2 separate regions of the Homo sapiens genome follow, and region 2 is linked to region 1. A link is a loop called in an ENCODE intact Hi-C map of the cell type or tissue named here. Cell type or tissue: K562. All regions are shown on one strand. Each heading gives the region's core, and the rest is flanking DNA. Links, peaks and the distances in the headings are about the cores only.

Region 1 (4,403 bases), core at 218-4,217:
GAGCCAAGAGCATACACTGGGGAAAGGACAATCCTTTCAATAAATTGTGCTGGGAAGACTGGATATTCCTATGCAGAAAAATGAAAGTATGTCTCTTGCCATATATAAAAATCAAATCAAAATGGATTAAAGACTTAAATCTAAGACCTGAAACTGTGAGACTACTAGAAGAAAACATTGGAGAAACACTCTAGTATATTAGTCTGGGTCAAGAGGTCTTGAATAAGACTTCAAAAGCACAGGCAACAAGAGCTAAAATGGACAAATGAGATCACATCAAGCTAAAAAGCTTCTGCACAACAAAGAGAATAATCAACAAAGTGAAGGGACAATCCACAGAATGGGATAAAATATTTGCAAACTACCCATCTGACAAGGACTAATAACCAGAATATATAGGGAGCTTAAACAACTCAATAGGGGAAAATAAAAATCATAATAATAATCCAATTAAAATGGGCAAAAGATCTGAATAGACGTTTCTCAAAATAAACAAATGGCCAACAGGTATATAAAAAATTCTCAACATTACTAATCATCAGGGAAATGAAAATCAAAACTACTGTGAGATAAGGTGTCATTCCACTTAAAATGGCTTTTATCCAAGTCAGCCAATGACCAATGCTGGCAAGGATGTGAAAAAAGAGGAACCCCTGTACGCTGTTGGCGGGAATGTAAATTAGTACCGCCACTACAGAGAACAGTATGAAGATTCCTCAAAAATCTAAAAATACAACTATCGTACAGTCCAGCAATCCCACTCCTGGGTATTTATCTGAAAGAAAGAAAATCAGTATTTCAAAGAGATATCTTCCCATGTTTATTGCAGCATTATTCAAAATTGCCAAGATATGGAATCAACCTAAGTGTCCATCAATGGACAAATGAATAAAGAAAATGTGGCACATATATGCAATGGAATACTATTCAGCCATAAAAAAGAATGAAATCCTGTCATTTGCAACATGGATGAAACTAGAAATCATAATGTTAAGGGAAATAAGCCTGACACAGAAAGACAAATATGCCTGCTTTTTACATTTTTTTCATTCATATGTAGGAACCAAAACCAAAAATATTGAATTCATAGACACAGAAAATAGAATGATGGTTACCAGATGCTGGGAAGGGCAGCAGAAAGTGGAGGATAAAGTGGGGATGGTTAATAGGTACAAAAATATAGTTAGATAAAATTAACAAGATCTTGTATTCAGTAACACAACAGGGTGACTATAGTTAATAATATATTGTATATTTTAAATTTACTAAAAAAGTGGAATTAGAATGTTCTTAACACATATAAATGATAAATGGGTAATAATACCCTAATTATCCTGATTAATCATGACACATTGTATGCCTGGAGCAACATCACACATACCCCAAAAATATATACAATCACTGTGTACCCAAAATAATTACAACAATTACACATTTTTAAAAGGAGTTCAGTGCTGGGGGAGTGTCAGGTTCTAGGCCAAACTGAGGTCCAAGAGGAGTCGGTGGGCAGGTAAAGGGTAACTAGAAAAACACTCAAGAAATCACAGGCAGTTTTGACATGGCTTTATTCTCTCTCTGGGCGTGAGCCCAGCCACGAGCCTGGGTGAGACATAGGTACAGCATTACTCGGGTAGTTATACCTTTTACAGACAATAGTGGCTCCGTCCAAGCCAAGCACAAGCTCACGTGAGTGATCACCTAATGCGCCTCACGGGGCATGGTTATGTAATGTGTGGGGTTGTAAGCCTGTGCTCCAAACCTGCTGAGTCATGCTGTGCTGGAAGGCCGCCTCGGCCTACTCCAGGCTAAAGTGCTGCCATCTCCTTTACAGGGAGTATAATGAGCAAGTGGGGAGAAAGCATAAAATGGTGATGAAGACACAAGAGGGTGATGAAGGCTGGTAACCCCTGGAATATAATTTGGATTTTCTTCTAGTACAATAAGAAACCACTGGAGCAGTGGCTGTCTTCCTTGGCTGCACTGGAATCACCTGGAACTTTTGAAAAATATGCTTGTGTCTCAAGCATAGAAATTCTGAAATGATATGGCATATGGCTAGAGCATTAGGAATTTTTTTTTTACTCCCCAGGAGAGAATTTTTACGGGCAGCTAAGGTTGAGAACCACTGTAAGGGAAGATTTTAAACAGGGAGTGACATCATTTGATTTTGAAAGTTCTGTTACACTAACCCTATACTCATTATAAACTTGGCTATAATGTTCCCTTCCTTCTAGGAAACAAGGCTCACCTGAAGCTCTTTTACCATAAACAACATCAGCATGGGTCATAATGAATTCTACTACTGAGAACAGTGACACCCACAGTATTCAGAGAAATATGCCAGTATTTTCCTTCAAGTTCAAAACACCTGTTGTGGCCTAAATTGAGTCAATCTGTAATAGTCAATTCCAAGTGCTTTGTATTCAGCTCATCCAGAGACACAGGCAGAATGAGCTTGGCATCCAATTTTCTGTACTCTCGTGTAGCTCATGTACTCGTACCTCTTTGGGGCTGAAGAAGAAATCTAGCCCCATAAACTCACTCTTTGTTCTTCCCATAGATCCCTGTCTCTTAAACCCTTTTCTCCATCACCATCTCACCTGTATCCCACCTCCTCTTTTTCTCTGTCTTCAGCTTATGTTGTCAGTCATTCATTTCTATCACCTGAGGACTCAGAGAAAATTTTTGATCCACTCAAGTGATCTAAAGGGGAGGGCAGTGGATGAAGGATAGCAGCCATCAGTGATTGATTCATTGATTCAAGATCAGTGGTTCTCAAAATGAGAACTATTACAAATGTCTTAGAAAAAAGCCATATATGCGCAAATGTGCACCTTATGGCATATATTTGTAATTAAGATTTTACTTCAGGCCAGACGTGGTGGCTCATGCCTGTAATCCCAGCACTTTGGGAGGCAGAGGAGAGTGGATCACTTGAGATTAGGAGTTTGAGACCAGCCTGGCCAACATGGCAAAACACCCACTCTACTAAAAATACAAAAATTAGCTGGGCATGGTGGCACACACCTGTAGTCCCAGCTACTTGGGAGGCTGAGGCAGGAGAATCGCTTGAGCCCAGTGGGGGCAGAGGTTGCAGTGAGCTGAGATCACGCCACTGCACTCCAGCCTGGGCAGCAGAGTGAGGCTCTGTCTCAAAAAAAAAAAGAAAAGATTTTATTTCATTCAGAACCACTGGTCTTGAATCATCCTGCTCAAGGGCAGGAGCATCAGCATCACCTGAGAAATGAGAAATGCAAAATCTTGACCACCAACTCAGACCTACTGAATACTCAGAAAGTCTGGACATAAAGCATAGCAATCTGATTTCACAAGTTGTCCAGTGGTTTTGGTGTACACAAACAGTGGTTTGGAAACTATTCTTTAAGACAATCAATGTTTGTGCATTATTATGCTATGAGAAACTTTCTCTCTTTTCATCCTTGAGTTACACTGTGAAAGGCCCCTTTCTCTTATCTTATCTGGTATATGCCTAACTCCAAATGGGTGTGACTATGTAGCATGACTGAGATAACAGATAAATGGGGAGGAAATAAAACCAACAGCATCTTGCTATACCCCACATGATAAAAGTCAAAAAGACATCATAGCAAAAGGCTCTTATTACAAAACAAAGTTATCGTGGAAAAAAGATACTGCATTGTTAACATCTGTCCAATCTGAAGTACCTTTTCTGTAAATAAATATCAAGAAAAAGCATTCACTAGCTGAATACTAGTGCTACTATTACAAATCTCTTAGAAAAACATCATATATGCCCAAATGTAGACCTTGTGGCATATATTTGTAATTAACTTTTTACTTCATCTTGTTATTGCAAAAGTTGTTAGGAAAAAAAATGTGGACATATGTGTATATGTATTTCCCAGAGAGGATGATTTTATCCTGTTGTTTTTAAGATGCCTCAACTCCAACAAGTTGGTTTTGAGGAAGGTACCAATATAACAACAAGGCCAATAATTCCTAATTGCTTCTTCCCATTCCAAGGTCAAGAAGGTTTACACAAACAGATAAGGATTGATGTTTAAACAGATTCGGCTTGGTAAAAGGCCATAGAGTCCATGGGGCCACGCTCCTTCATGAGTTTTATTCATCATGAAAGCCATATGGTTTTCACTATAGATGGCCCAAATCCTCACCTCCCCAGGTCAAGCGAAGTGAAGACAAGAATATAATCCTAGCAAAGTCATCGTTGGCATTTTGGTCTATTTGCTTCTCACCAACTTGGGATCATACCATGTGCTTGTGTGTGTGTGTGCACATATACGTGTGCATGTATGTTATGATTAAGATCATAACCTATATAATGTTATATATCTGCTGATCCTAAGATAGCTATATATATATAAAGGTATACATATACATATATAAGCATATATGTATTA
Region 2 (4,403 bases), core at 77-4,076, 340 kb after region 1:
GATGGCATCCAAATGACCTGAAATCACTGCTGTGGATTTACCGAGCCATCAATAAAGACTGCCTTTTCTTCCGTTAACATAATTAAGACAGTGAACTATTTGGGGGGAAGGAAAAAAAGAGAGGATCTGCACTAGGGACTCAGAGAACAATTAATTACATTTAAAGTTGCATCAATCTAAAAGTAAATAACCAATCTTCAGGTTGGGATCTTAGGCTCTTAGAAATCCGAAATAAACAATCACCCATAGGGGAAGGCGAAGGACACTTGGAAGGAGGGACAGTCCCCTCCCCACAGCAGGGAGCACAGCTGGCCTCTGCAAATAGAAGGCCAAGAGTAGGTGCAATTTTCTTCAAAGAAACATCAGTTGACTGGGTGCAGTGGCTCAGACCCATGATCCCAGCATTTTGAGAGGCTGAGGTGGGAGGATCGCTTCAGCCCTGGAGTTCAAGACCAACCTGGCTGCAAGACCTTGTTGTCTCTACACAAAAAATGTTTTTAAATTAGCCAGGTGTGGTGGTGCAAGCCTGTAGTCTTACTGTTGTCTTAGCTATCTGTAGGCTGAGGCAGGAGGATCACTTGAGCCCAGGACTTTCTGGCTGCAGGGAGCTATGATTGCACCACTGTATGCCAGCCTGAGTTGTCTCTTTAAAGAAAGAGAAAAGAAAGAAAAAAGAAACATGACTTCATAACCTTGGGAGCCATCTTCGTATTTTATCCTTAGATTGGCAAACACACCCAGTGCAAACAAGCAAGCAGAGAGGCCTCCACCACCGCAAAGGTTCATTTATGTCCTATTTTGAGAAAACCAGGAGAAATACACAAAAATCCAATTTTACAAAATAAAGCGCAGACAATTCACACTGCAAAAGGTTTCTTGACTTAGCCAACCTTTTCCCTAGGTTTCCTTAACCTGCCAGGTTCCCTCACACCCATTTCATGGTGCCTGAAACATTATGAAAAGCATTCATTAAAATTTTTGTCAGATGGGAAGAGTTTGAAATAAAATTTTACTTTTTCCAAGAAGATATTTACTATATAGAAAGATATCTGTTGAAGTTAATCCCTGTGTTTTTCCAGAGTCCCAGACATCAGCTCACAGAAGGAATTCAGTTGGGAGCAGAACGTCATCCCTTAACAGTGACTAGCCATGTGTACGTGGCAAATTCATCTCCCCAGGACTCAATTCCTCAGCTGTAAAAATAGAGAAAATAAAAATACCAACCTTCTAGGCTGATTGTGAGTATTAAATGGCAGTGTTAAATTAGTCCAGTGCCTACCTAGTATCCAGGAAACGCTCATTCTTTGCTGGCTCAGATTATAGACCCCTATAATCAGGAATCAGTAACCTCATTTGGAGACCAGGGAAGATACGAGCAACAGGCATTAGACACAAACTTGTCACATAATATTTCAGTGACAATGTTGAAAGCTAAAATGACTCACAATGCCCAGAGCAACCCCGAGACCACCTCTGACACTTCTGTAAACAATCAGTCACCTGCTCAGAGAAAAAGGAGAAACAATTGTATAAGACAAAAACATTGCTGTAAGAATATATGAAATATTTCAGATTTAAACTGTTTTTAGAGCTCAAGCCAGGGCACAGTGCTTGGGTTTCACACTCATTATCTTATGTAATCTTCTTAGATGTCTGTAAGCAGGTACAACTATTCCATTTTACAGATGAGGAAACTGCCCAGAGAGGTTTTGCAATTTACAATGGCTACGTCAGTGGAGAGCTGGAATGAGAATCAATTCTGCTTGGCCAAGGCCCATGCTGGGTTGCTCAGCGCCCCCAAGGGGCCTGAAGACTACCATTGTGACTGTCACTCTTTCTAGAAGTGTGGATTGATGAACTGCTGCCAACAGGACAGAAAGGGAGAAAGAATGGAGATCGCATAACTGTGTCGCCTCATGAAACAGATTTACACAGACAAGCTTAGGGAAGCCAGGTCTCCACTCTCTCTTCTATTAAAAGGCAAACACTCGGGAGAGATAACAGGCTTTGCTTGACAGTATACTGAAAACCAGATTCAGGGAGAAGAACAGCTGGAGGGATCTGGCAAGAGAAGTGGAAGCAGGATCAGGGAGACCAGAGACCCCTGAGGTCCATATCTCTGCCTTGTGGGGTTCATTTCCAGGATAAACACTGGCCTTCTGACCCTTTTCATTAAAATTTCCCTTTTACAAAAAAAAGCTCAAGCACAGCAATGTTAATCTTTGCATATTGTGATTGATGCTAGAAATTGGGCCTAATGAAATAATTCAATCAAAGGAAAAAGGCTGTATGCCTAAGAAGATGTTCACTATATCATCACCTATAACATCAAGAAGCCAAAAAGAGACAACGTGGCCAACCACAGACTATTTGTTGGGAAAGTAAATAACGCAGCAATGTGGTAGAATGTTATATATCCATTAAAGCGTACACAGGTAATGATGTCATTTTCCATAAACCTGTGGTGAGAACATGATGTCTGCTGTAGTGTGATTCTATATACCAGGGGTCAACAAACACAACCCATGGGCCAAATCTTCACTTGCTTTGACAAACAGTTTTATTGGAACAAACTATAACCATTCATTTCTGCATTTTCTACGGCTGCCTTTGTGGTCAAATGGCAGAGCTGAATGGTTGCAGTAGACACAATACGGTCTGCAAAGCCAAAAACACTTGTTATCTGGTCTTTTATTTAATTAAATAAAATTTTTTTAAGATAAGGTCTTGCTCTGTTGCCCAGACTGGAGTGCAGTGGTATGATCATAGCTCACTAGAGCCTCAAACTCCTAGGCTTAAGTGATCCTCCTGCCTCAGCCTCCCCAGTAGCTGGGAACATAGGTGTGTGTTACCACACCTGGCTAATTTTAAAATAGTTTTGGTAGAGACAAGGTCTTGCTATGTTGCTCAGGCTGGTCTCAAACTCCTGGACTGAAGTGATTCTCCCACTTCAGCCTCCAAAAGCACTGGGATTACGGATGTAAGCCACCTGTCTGACCTTTTACAAAAAATGTTTGCTGGCCGGGTGCAAAGGCTCTTGCCTGTAATCCCAGCACTTTGGGAGGCCAAGGCAGGCAGATCACCTGAGGTCAGGAGTTCAAGACCAGCCTGGCCAACATGGTGAAACCTCATCTCTACTAAAAATACAAAAATTAGCCAGGCGTGATGGTGAGCACCTGTAATCCCAGTTACTCAGGAGGCTGAGGCAGGAGAATCACTTGAACTCGGGAGGCAGAGGTTGAAGTTAGCCGAGATCATGCTACTGCACTCCAGCCTGGGTGACAGAGTAAGACTCTGTCTCAAAAAAAAAAAAAAAAAAAAAAAAAAAGGTTTGCTGACCCCTGCCCTATATTATCCATATATCTTATATTCTTTTGTATCTGTTCAATATTAAATTTTAAAATTATTTTAATTTTTTAAAAAGTTTCAGTGAACATTGCTGATTTTTGACACGTAGTCAATGCTTTCTAAAAATGCAATCAATTTATAATGCCATCAGCAAGGAGTTGGGGTATCATTTTTACCCTGTATACACTAAATATGTATCTACTATTTTGTTGCTGATTTAGAAGGTCTAAAATAAGGTCATTTCTTTCTTTGATTAGTAACAACTTAAATAATTCTTTAAGACTCATAGAAAATTATCTCAGCAAGCTCTTTCAAAGCATAAATCTTTTGTTTGTTTGTTTGTTTTGTTTTTTTGAGACGGACTTTCACTCTTGTTGCCCAGACTGGAGTGCAATGGCACAATCTCGGCTCACTGCAACCTCCGCCTCCAAGGTTCAAGCGATTCTCCTGCCTCAGCCTCCCAAGTAGCTGGGATTACAGGCATGTGCCACCATGCCCAGCTAATTTTGTATTTTTAGTAGAGACAGGGTTTTTCCATGTTGGTCAGGCTGGTCTCAAACTCCCAACCTCAGGTGATCCGCCCACCTCAACCTCCCAAAGTGCTGGAATTACAGGCACAAGCCACCCGGCCTCAAAGCATGAATCTTGTTTCATGTGTTCTTGATTGATGAGCTATGAATTGGGTATCTTTAGGTTAGGGACCTCACCACCGGAGCACAGCTCAATCCACTAGTTTTAGCCACAGTCTGCATCCCCCACCTTCTACCTACTCTCTGAAGCCAGCTGTGCTCTCTGAAAGGGTTCAAAATACACTGTTCGAGGTTTTTCTATATCTGTAACACTGGAGTTTAGACTAAATCCTCTGAGAAATCCACATAGGGTTACAAACAGGCACACTGTCATTATCTGTAACTGCCACCCATAATCTCAAGTTCAAGCATCCCTCTCTCTGCTATTGCCCCATATGTCCCATTCACCCCATCCAGTCCCTAGTCTTACCAGCACCTTTGACCCATTGACCTTTTACTGTCCACCACCCCCTTGTGGTCTCACTT

What was found. Hi-C counts contacts between places; a loop is a spot of excess contacts. Peaks named below come from ENCODE experiments on the same cell type or tissue, not always from the same donor. Only the 100,000 strongest peaks of a DNase experiment are listed, where the experiment ranks them.
Region 2: it touches region 1 in a loop (2.0-fold over the local background); 1 of 110 quality-filtered maps calls a loop at or near these places.

What each region holds. Positions count from the first base shown.
Region 1 is chr3:31,355,362-31,359,764 of GRCh38, forward strand. No RefSeq gene overlaps it. Among named protein-coding and RNA genes, the nearest start is that of STT3B, 180 kb to the right of the region's middle. RefSeq lists an enhancer at 1,351-2,550. In K562, for the core only: no CTCF peak of the experiment used is centred there; a DNase peak (open chromatin) is centred at 1,780.
Region 2 is chr3:31,691,070-31,695,472 of GRCh38, forward strand. All of the region lies in intron 7 of OSBPL10 (oxysterol binding protein like 10), which reads right to left. Among named protein-coding and RNA genes, the nearest start is that of OSBPL10-AS1, 11 kb to the right of the region's middle. In K562, for the core only: a CTCF peak has its summit at 1,797 (motif pointing left); no DNase peak of the experiment used is centred there.